2 separate regions of the Homo sapiens genome follow, and region 2 is linked to region 1. A link is a loop called in an ENCODE intact Hi-C map of the cell type or tissue named here. Cell type or tissue: PC-3. All regions are shown on one strand.

Evidence for each region. Hi-C counts contacts between places; a loop is a spot of excess contacts. Peaks named below come from ENCODE experiments on the same cell type or tissue, not always from the same donor. Only the 100,000 strongest peaks of a DNase experiment are listed, where the experiment ranks them.
Region 2: it touches region 1 in a loop (3-fold over the local background); 1 of 110 quality-filtered maps calls a loop at or near these places.

The regions. Positions count from the first base shown.
Region 1 is chr13:46,903,418-46,908,417 of GRCh38, reverse strand. No RefSeq gene overlaps it. Among named protein-coding and RNA genes, the nearest start is that of HTR2A, 8.9 kb to the right of the region's middle. In PC-3, a CTCF peak has its summit at 2,982; a DNase peak (open chromatin) is centred at 2,947.
Region 2 is chr13:47,106,811-47,111,810 of GRCh38, reverse strand. No RefSeq gene overlaps it. Among named protein-coding and RNA genes, the nearest start is that of HTR2A, 210 kb to the right of the region's middle. In PC-3, no CTCF peak of the experiment used is centred here; DNase peaks (open chromatin) are centred at 760, 1,530 and 2,580; H3K27ac peaks cover 3,245 bases.

The DNA of each region.
Region 1 (5,000 bases):
AGGGATGAGAAATTACCTAATGGGTACAATGTGCACCATCTGTGTGATAGTTGCATGGAAAGCCCAGACGTCACCACTACACAAAATATCCACATAACAAGTCAGCATTTGTACCTTCTCTAAGTCTATAAAAATAGAAAATCACACATACACACACACACAAACACACAGTGGGATAAGAAGCTTGACCAAACCAGCCATAAATCCACTAAGACTAGGCTCTAGTTCTATAGGACCTATGGAGAAATTCCCAAAGAAAAAGAAAAGAACACAACAGGGAAAAAAACAAAAACAAAAACTGGCAGACCAAGAATATTCTCCCCTCCTAAAAAGTGACCATGGAGATTAGAACTGACCAAACATGACATGTATGAACATAAAGATCTTAATCAAGCAATCTTTCATATAAATAAGAGCGTGAAGCAGCAATTCAAAATCTCAAATAACCTCATGTAAGATTAGCAGGAACATCAGAAGGAAACATAACAGGAGCTGGCTCATGAAGGAAAACAAAAAGCAGTCACAGGAACGTAGACCACGTTGAAAGCAACAAGAAGAATAGACACTGCTAAAACACAGTAAGAGACAAGGGGGACAGGATCGAGAAAAGTGAGTAAGATAAATAAAAGTGAATAAAGGCAACATATACTCACTATTGGTTTCCCTAAGGAAGACAGTTTAATCAAGATAGTAAAAAGATATGTAAAAATACAGTCAAGAACATTTTAGAGACATTCGGCCAGGCACAGTGCCTCACGCCTGAAATCCCAGCACTTTGGGAGGCCAAGGCAGGTGAATCACTTGAGGCCAGGAGTTCAAGACCAGCCTGGACAACATGACAAAACCCTGCCTCTACTAAAAATTATAAAAATTAGCCGGGTGTGGTGGCGCATGCCAGTAATCCCAGCTACTTGGGAGGGTGAGACAGGAGAATCATTTGAACCCAGCAGGCAGAGGTTGCAGTGAGCCAAGATCATGCCACTGTACTCCAGCCTGGGTGCTGGAGGGAGACACTGTCAAAAAGAAGAGGAGAAGAGGGGAGGGAAGGGTAAGGGGAAGCAGAGAGAAAGAAAATTTTAGGGACATTCAAGAATTTTATCTGCAGATGAAAAGAGCGTACAATGTTATAGGAAAACCTGACACAAAACAACCAACAGTAATAGGTATTCTAGAAAACTTACTAGATATCAAAAGCTCAAAATGAATAAAAGAAAGAGTTATTTGAGCATCTAGACAAAAAGCTTAAGACACCTAAATGGGTGAAAAAAGTCACTGAACTCACACCTCTCTACAGCCATATTCAACTCCAGAAAATAGTTAATACTTACAATGTTCAAGGAAAGAAAATGTGACAAGAATTTTAGACTGATCAAATGTTATTCAAGGATAAAGACAACGTAGAACTGGTGTTGAACTTTAAATCACTCAGGAAATACATTTCCATGACTTTTCTTTGAGGAAACTACTAGAAAACAATCTTTAACCAACCATGAGCTAACTGGACAGCTATAGCAAAATGGAGGGTGGGGAATATTCAACCCATCAAACTACAGGACTAAGACCAGGACAGATATGGGAATTGTGGTCCTAAAACAGGATTTAACATTATAAACCCTGGAAATGTTTAGAAATTATATAATTAACAAAACTAGAAAGACAAGAAAGAAAATATGTATGATGGTTTTTCCTTCTTTTATAGATATTAGCTAAAGCTGGCAAATCAAGCAGTAAAGGCATACATATGCTTAAGTCAGAAGATCCATAAAGACCTTGATGAGTCACAGCTCTGCACAAGGCTATGATGAATTTCCACAGTACATTAATAGGTGTAATATTTTATCCAAACACATTATAGCCTTTGGATTTTCTTTTTGGCAAATGATGTAAAGAGAAGTACTTGATCTTTGTAGAGAAATTCTCTAGAAACAAGTTACTGAAATGCAGATAAAATAAACACTGATGGAAATGGTAAAAGCAGGGAATCTCAAACTGTGGGAAGAAGATAGTATATGGGGATATGGTCACTTTTTTGACTTAAGAAGATTGTGGCTTCCAAAAATACTGCTACATTTTTAGCCCTTGAACATTTATATATTTGTGAAATTTTTCATAAATATCTTTATGAGAAAAATAAGAATTTTGTTTTACAACGAGACAAGTTTTAATAGAGTAACCGACTGGTAGTTCATAAGATATAAAGGTGTTAAAGTTGCCAATTTAAAAAACTCCATGTTAGATGTGAGGAAAACACTAATATATTGTTGGTGGGAATATAAATTAGCATATTATTTTAGACAGCTATTTGGTGGGATCTTTGAAATTTAGCACTTGCAATCCTAATAATTTATTTAACCTGTTCAAAGAAAGACCAGTTAAATAAATTATGTTATATTCATGAGAATTCTATTACCAATCTACACATTTTTAAGTCATATGTATTATATATATATAAAATACATATAATCATATATGTAAACACTTGTATATGCAAAGAAAATAAAGGATATAAAATATGAGGAGTATGAAAGATTCTTTCAACATGGTTTGACTTTTTTACACTATGCATTTTTATAGTTAAAAATGAAATAAAGAAAGATCAAATTTACAATATAGTATCAATGTTAAATGTTTTTTAGATCTCAGAATCAAACATTAGGATTGGAAGGGACCTACAAGGACATCAAAGCCAACTCATTCTATGAATATTTCTCCTCCAGAGATTCTAGAAATTTAGTGTCCAGTCTTCTTCAACCTTCTTGTTCTGACAATTCACAACCTCCTGGTGCCTAAGTATTTGTGGTTCTGGCAGGAAGATCCCAGAACCAAGTCACCCTATCATAGTCTTGTACTCTAGGGCCAATGGCCACCACGTGAGTATGAATGAAGAATTGTACTGGCCACCTAACCACTGCAGAATGCCAAGGAGCTAAGGTGATTCCATGACAAATCAACTTTCTTGAAAAGGGCAGAAAAGGCTGCAACAGAGACACTATGTGGCAGCAAGAAGCAATGGCAATGGAGGACTGATCAGTTACCCCTCCACATAAGGTTTGGTGTGGGACTGACCTCTTTGGTCAGAGACTCCAGAGTCCTTCATCAATCTGGGGGGAAGCGGGGATAGTAATGGGCTTCAAAAGGGAGATACTAGACATCGTGTTTTAAGGGCAGATAGGAAACCAAATGATTAATTTTTACAAATATTTATCTTTTTTACTCCAAAATTATGGAGCATGTCTTACCAGACATATTGAAATACAATGTACAACCTTATCCTGGACAACACCGTCAAGCATAATTTGAGATGGAAAATAGAACAGGAAGAGTAATTTCAACTAAATTGAGATAATGTTCTGATCCATTTCAGTGGTTTCTAGGACCCCATCTGAGATATTGGTAAAAGGCTCTGAGGGGATTAAGTGCCTAAGTCATCAATATCAGGTGGACAGAGGAACAATAATTTGGTTCTTAAAAGTATCCTCATGAAGGTGAGAACTTGAATTTTCTGATATACTGGGAAACTCCCAAAGAAGGCAGTATTTCATATTCATACTGATTGACCTGTGGCTGCTGAAGCCATTGGAATGCAGAGAAACCAAGAATCTGGTCTGCCCATTCTACCCTGAAGTCAAAATTCAAGACTTCCATTCTCCCAAACTGCCACTCATCACAAAGGAGGGAGAGCATCAACGTGAGTCAAGACCAGGGACACCATTAGGCCATATTGTTAACAGATCACTGAAAGCAGCAAAGAGGTTAAAAATCTATCCTCTGAGTAGAGAACTCTCATTATTTTCATTTTAGGTGTGTCTCTTTCCTCCCATAGGCCGCTTTTCTCATAGAGCTGGTTTGATAAAATTGGTCCAAAAGGCTCCTCTTTCCAGTGGGAAGTACCTGAACCATCAGTCTCTCCCCATCCCCCACAGCATGAAGTGGGAACTGGCATGGGCTCAGAGGACAGATCTAACAGGCTGCTAGCCAGGCCCTGACCAGGAAAACAGAACCCTTACAACCCAAATGGTCCCGTCTGGTTCACTACATGCCCTCGTTAAGAATAAGAGGTAAATGTACCTCGAATGTCCCTTCAGCCACAGACACCTGACAGTTGGTGCCAGAACAAAATTTGGGATCCTGGCCAAATATCTTATGATTCAACCAATAAGCACCTGCAAAAATGTGTGAGGGTAATTCTTTGGGACTAGCAAAAATATTTTTCCTCCAATAGTTCTACATTTTTCTTATAAGAAAGGTAATCATCTTGCTCTGTAATGAGAATCTAAGTGATAATATATTCATTTCTCCCAAAACCTAGGTTATGCCTGGTAGTAAATTAGATATTTTGGGAAACACACTTTTAGATCACTGACTGGCTGAAGTGCTATTTACCTCCAGAGTAAAAATGTAAAAAATGATCTCCCTGTGACCTCAAAAAAATTGTGATGCCTCGTGAAACAACCAAGTATGACTCAGACACCAGAGCCAATGTAGCTGAGTAAAAACACAACAAAAAATAGATAAGGATGTACCCTCTGCTAATAGAGAGTCATTATTTTACAGGCCTGGACAAAAGGCCTGTATTTTTATTTGGGAAAGGGTCCATTTCCTGCAGTGTCAGTGAAGCTGGTAAGTCATGTTGCTCTGATCCCCTGCCCAGAGGGATGGCAGGGTGACCCAGACTGGCTAATTTGAGTACTCTATTCCCCTAGCTATCATGTTCATTTCAGAGATGGGCACGTGGGTCTAACCAGGGTCTCGTCTGCAAGTGAAAAATACTCTACTGCAGAGTTAAATCCTGTTTCACAGCCTGCAATTATGTAAAATCAGAACTGCCAACCACCACCTTTTCCAGTTACATGAAAGAAGTCACCTATAGAGGAAGAGAATCAGGTCAGTGAAAGGGAAGCAGATTCTAGAGGTAGCAACATAGCCCTAATAAGGTCCTTTTAGCCACTAGATCCTGCCATGCCTTAAGTTAGTCCCACCTTGGACTTGTCAATTACTTG
Region 2 (5,000 bases), 200 kb before region 1:
TGTGACCCCCTCCCTTACACTCAAGTTAAAAGAGAATATCAACAGCCTGTCTTCTCTCTGTGGACAGTGGACCTTATCTATACTCCCCAACTCCACATTCCTTAAAGTTTATTACAGGCCCAGCAAGTTCCTGCACGGCTGCAGGGTCACAAGACTGTTAAGTTTAGGTTGTAAGACATGTTTCTCTCAAGATATAAGAAATATTGTAATGCTGCCTTTGTTTCTTGCTTCTGCAACTTGCTTCCCACCTCACGTAGTTCCTGCCTTAAGATGTTTAAAAGTAGGAAAAGCCCTTTGTTTGGGGCTCAGACTTTCTGGACGTATGTCCGGCTGAGCCAGTGATCACCTTAATTTAATAAACTCTCCTGAACCTTTTTCAGTCTCTCCTGTGTTTGATTGTTCCACAACATTTCTGGGGGCTCATCTGGGATTGGAGATGGCAGATTTTCTGTCTCCTTTGCCTGTAGGCTAGAGCCCCAGGACGTGGGAGACCGGGGTCCTTGGCACCACCGAGAGTTTCAGCCCGGAAGGAGAATTACCTTCCGTGTTCCGGAGCCCTCCCTGACAGCAGAAATGGAACTGGTAAAAGGAGTTGCAGGACAGTCACAGGAGCAGCACTCAGACATATGAACCATGGTAAGGTTTGGGCCCTAAGGCAAGACCCGTCCCATAAGGACGGAAGGGGACTCTGATCACCTCCCAGGGCATGATGACTAGTCCAACCCAAGGGGGTTGGGACAATGGGAGAGGCCCATTGATTCGGACAAAACTCACACCCTGACACCCGACATGGGTGGGGCTCATGAGTCAGTCAGAAAGGCAAACCGTTTCGGGGACGGGGGAGGTGTGTGAAAGTGTGTGAAAGAGATGGTCTCGGGAGAGACCAACGCGGGGCGTGACGTGGGGAGGCACAGATCTCTTAGCATGGACTGTGTGCTCTGAGGAGAGTGTAGGAAAAAGCAGACCTAGGACACTGCATACAGCCCATAGGACAAGTTCCACAGCTGCAGCTAGCTGTGACAGGAATTAATGCACACTTCTGGCTAAGCAGTGTCTGAACCTCCCGTAATAGGACTCGTTCTGGTGGATCCCAGAGTGAAAGTGCATCATGAGGGAGGAAATGGGAGGAAAAGTGTCAAGGCCTACTCCACTGTAGTGCATGCTGAAACACTTTAAAAAAGGTTTTAATGGTGATTATGGGATTAAGCTAACTCCACAGAAACTGAGAACCCTTTGTGAGATAGACTGGCCGTCTTTTAATGCAGGGTGGCTGGCCAAGGGGACAACAGACAGGGAGATAATTGGCTAAATGTTTCGGGTAGTCACCAGGCTTGGGGAACAGCCTGGGCACCTGGGATCAGTTTCCGTATATCAACTCCTGGCTAAGTGTAATTCAGACGCACCCTAAGTGGCTGCAGGCCTGCTTTGAGACGTACTGTAAGACACTAATGGCCCAGACAAAACCAGGGACAATAGAAAGAGGCTGCAAGGCATCAGAAAAAGAATAGGAGTTACAGGAAAAGCAGAAAAAACCTGTCCTACAGGCCCAACCTGAAGTGTTAGAAAGTCCACCCCCTGTGCACCAATTTATCCATCCCTGGCAAGGCTTGGACAGGAGGCTACCCCAGCTGCCTCCAGAGGCTCAGACTCAGAAGAAAGCACCCCTCAGACAACACCACACAGAGAGGAGCCAGAGCCCTTGCCTGAAAAGCCAAGGGAGGAACTCCAGGTGGATGAGGTCGGCCACCTTAGGTCGGGCCGTGCCCGAGCAATGCAGATGCCCCTCCGAGAAACACTGGGACAAATTTATTTGAATGCACAGAATGAAGTCTAGGGAGGAGAAAAGCTCTTCGTTTATCAGCCCTTCTCTACTACTGATCTCTTAAATTGGAGACAACATACTTGCTCCTATACAGAGAAGCCTCAGGCTCTTATAGATCTAATGCAGTCTATTTTCCTAATTCACAATCCTACCTGGGCTGATTGCAAACAACTTCTTCTGTCATTATTTAATATGGAAGAGTGCTGTAGAGTTATAGAAGTCGCTCTCCAGTGGCTGGAGAACAATGCGCTTGTAGGCACACGAGATACCAGGCAGTATGCACAACAAGCACTCCCGAGAGAGGCTGACCCAGCCTGGGACCCTAACCAGGCTCAAGTGCTACAAAGTTTGCAGCGGTATTGAGAGGCACTTCTAATGGAATAAGGGCTGGAGGAAAAAAGGCCACCAATATTGGAAAGGTCTCAGAGGTCCACCAGAAGCCAGATGAAAGTCCCGGTGAATTTTATGAGACGTTCTGTGAGGCTTACTGGCTTTACACACCATTTGACCCAGAGGCTGCAGGTAATCAGTGTATGGTTAATGCAGCATTTGTAACCCAGGTGCAAGGAGACATAAAGTGAAAGCTTCAGAAGTTAGAAGGGTTTGAAGGCATGAATGTTACCCAGTTTATCCAGGTGGCTACTAAGGTGTTTGTAAGTTGGGATGAGGCCAAGAGAGAAGCTCGACGCAGATCTAAAGAAAAGGGCGGACTTGCTGGCAGCAGTCTTAGTTGGAAGAGAAACTGGTTTTGTGAGAGGATGTGGTCGTGGTTGCAGTCATGATAGAGGACTAGCTAGGCAAAACCAGGAAGCTAAGCCAGGATGAGAGGGCTGACTTAGGCTTGAGAGAGATCAATGTGTGAGATGCAAGCAGATGGGACACTGGAAGAATGAATGCCCAGAAAGAGAAAAGGATAGAGGCAACAATCCAGGACAAAAGAGCTGGCCAGAGCCCCCTGCCACCAGTCAAGGGTTTCAGAAGTCAGACATGGAATTAATCGGACTAGCAGGAATCAATGATTATTATGAGGACTGAGACAGACTGGGCTCCATTTCATTAGGCCCGGAGGAGCCTATGGTCTCAATGGAGGTAGAGGGCTGAAAAACAGACTTTATGGTTGATACTGGTGCGGAGCACTCAGTAGTAACTCAAGTGATTGGGCCATTGTCTAAAAATTATGTAACTATAATTGGAGCAAAGGGGGTATCGCTGGCTTTCTAACTCTAGGATGTTAAGATATCAAGGAATTTTGTGTGAAAACCCCTACATAACCAGCCACACTGCTGCCAATAGAATGGACAGAGCATGGAAAGCCCTCGTTGTATGGCCCAGGGTATCATTGCTGTGTGGAAACAATGGATGAGGTTTCCTCAAGCTGAAAAGACTTAAAGGACCAGCCCTTAAAAGACCCAGATGTGGCCGGGCACGGTGGCTCATGCCTGTAATCCCAGCACTTTGGGAGGCCAAGGCAGGTAGATCACAAGTTCAGGAGATCCAGACCATCCTGGCTAACATGGTGAAACCCCGTCTCCACTAAAAAATACAAAAAAATTAGCTGGGTGTGGTGGCGAGCACCTGTAGTCCTAGCTGCTTGGGAGGCTGAGGCAGGAGAATGGCGTGAACCCAGGAGGCAGAGCTTGCAGTGAGCTGAGATCGTGCCACTGCACTCCAGCCTGAGCGACAGAGCAAGACTCCATCTCACAAAAAACAAACAAACAAACAAACAAACAAAAAACCCAGATGTTGAATACTTTACTGATGGAAGCAGCTTCATATCTGAAATTGTCAGAGAGGCTGGATATGCAGTGGTAACACTGAATTCAGTAGCTGAAGCCCACCCTCTGCCAGTCGGAACTTCAGCCCAAAGAGCTGAGCTAATAGCTTTCACTAAAGCATTGCTCTTGGCCAAAGGAAAGTCAGTAAACATCTATACTGACTCAAGGTATGCTTTTGCCACTTTGCATGCCCATGGATCCATATATAAGGAAAGAGGATCATTAACAACTGAAGGAAAGGAAATCAAAAATAAAAAGGAAATAGAGCACCTCTTAGATGCTGTATGGGCTCCAAAAGAAGTAGCAGTCATCCATTGTAAAGGGCATCAAACAGAGGAGGTGCTGAGGCTACAGGAAACAGAAAGGCAGACAGAGAAGCCAAAAGAGCTGCAATGACAGAGGTTCACTCTGATGATAGGTTCTTTTGCTGTGCAGAAGCTCTTTAGTTTAATTAGATCCCATTTGTCAATTTTCACTTTTGTTGCAATTGCTTTTGACATTTTCATCATGAAATCTTTGCCCATGCCTATGTCCTGAATGATATTGCCTAGGTTTTCTTCTAGCTTTTTTATGATTTTGGGTTTTACATTTAAGTATTTAATCCACCTTGAGTTAATTTTTGTATAAGGTGTGAGGAAAAGGTTCGGTTTCAGTTTTCTGCATATGGCTAGCCTGTTTTCCCAGAACCATTTATTAAATAGGGAATCCTTTCCCCATTGCCTGTTTTTGTCAGGTTTGTCAAAGATCAGATGGTTGTAGATGTGTGGTATTATTTCTGAGGTCTCTGTTCCATTCCATTGGTCAATATGTCTGTTTTGGTACTAGTACCATGGTGTTTTGGTTACTGTAGCCTTGCAGTATAGTTTGAAATCAGGTAGCATGATGCCTCCAGCTTTGTTCTTTTTGCTTAGGATTGTCTTGGCTAAACGTGCTTTTTTTGGTTCCATATGAAATTTAAAGTAGTTTTTCTAATTCTGTAAAGAATGTCAACAGTAGTTTGATGGGAATAGCATTGAATCTTTAAATTACTTTGGGCAGTATGGCCATGTTCACGATATTGATTCTTCCTCTCCATGAGCATGGAATGTTTTTCCATTTGTTTGTGTCCTCTTTTATTTCCTTGAGGAATGGTTTGTAGTTCTCCTTTTATGTTCCTTGTTAGCTGTATTCCTAGGTATTTTACTCTCTTTGTAGCAATTGTGAACGGGAGTTCATTCATGATTTGGCTCTCTGCTTGTCTATTGTTGGTGTATAGGAATGCTTGTGATTTTTGCACATTGATTTTGTATCCTGAAACTTTGCTGAAGTTGCTTATCAGCTTAAGGAGATTTTGGGCTGAGACGATGGGGTTTTCTAAATACAGAATCATGCCATCTGCAAAGAGAGACAATTTGACTTCCTCT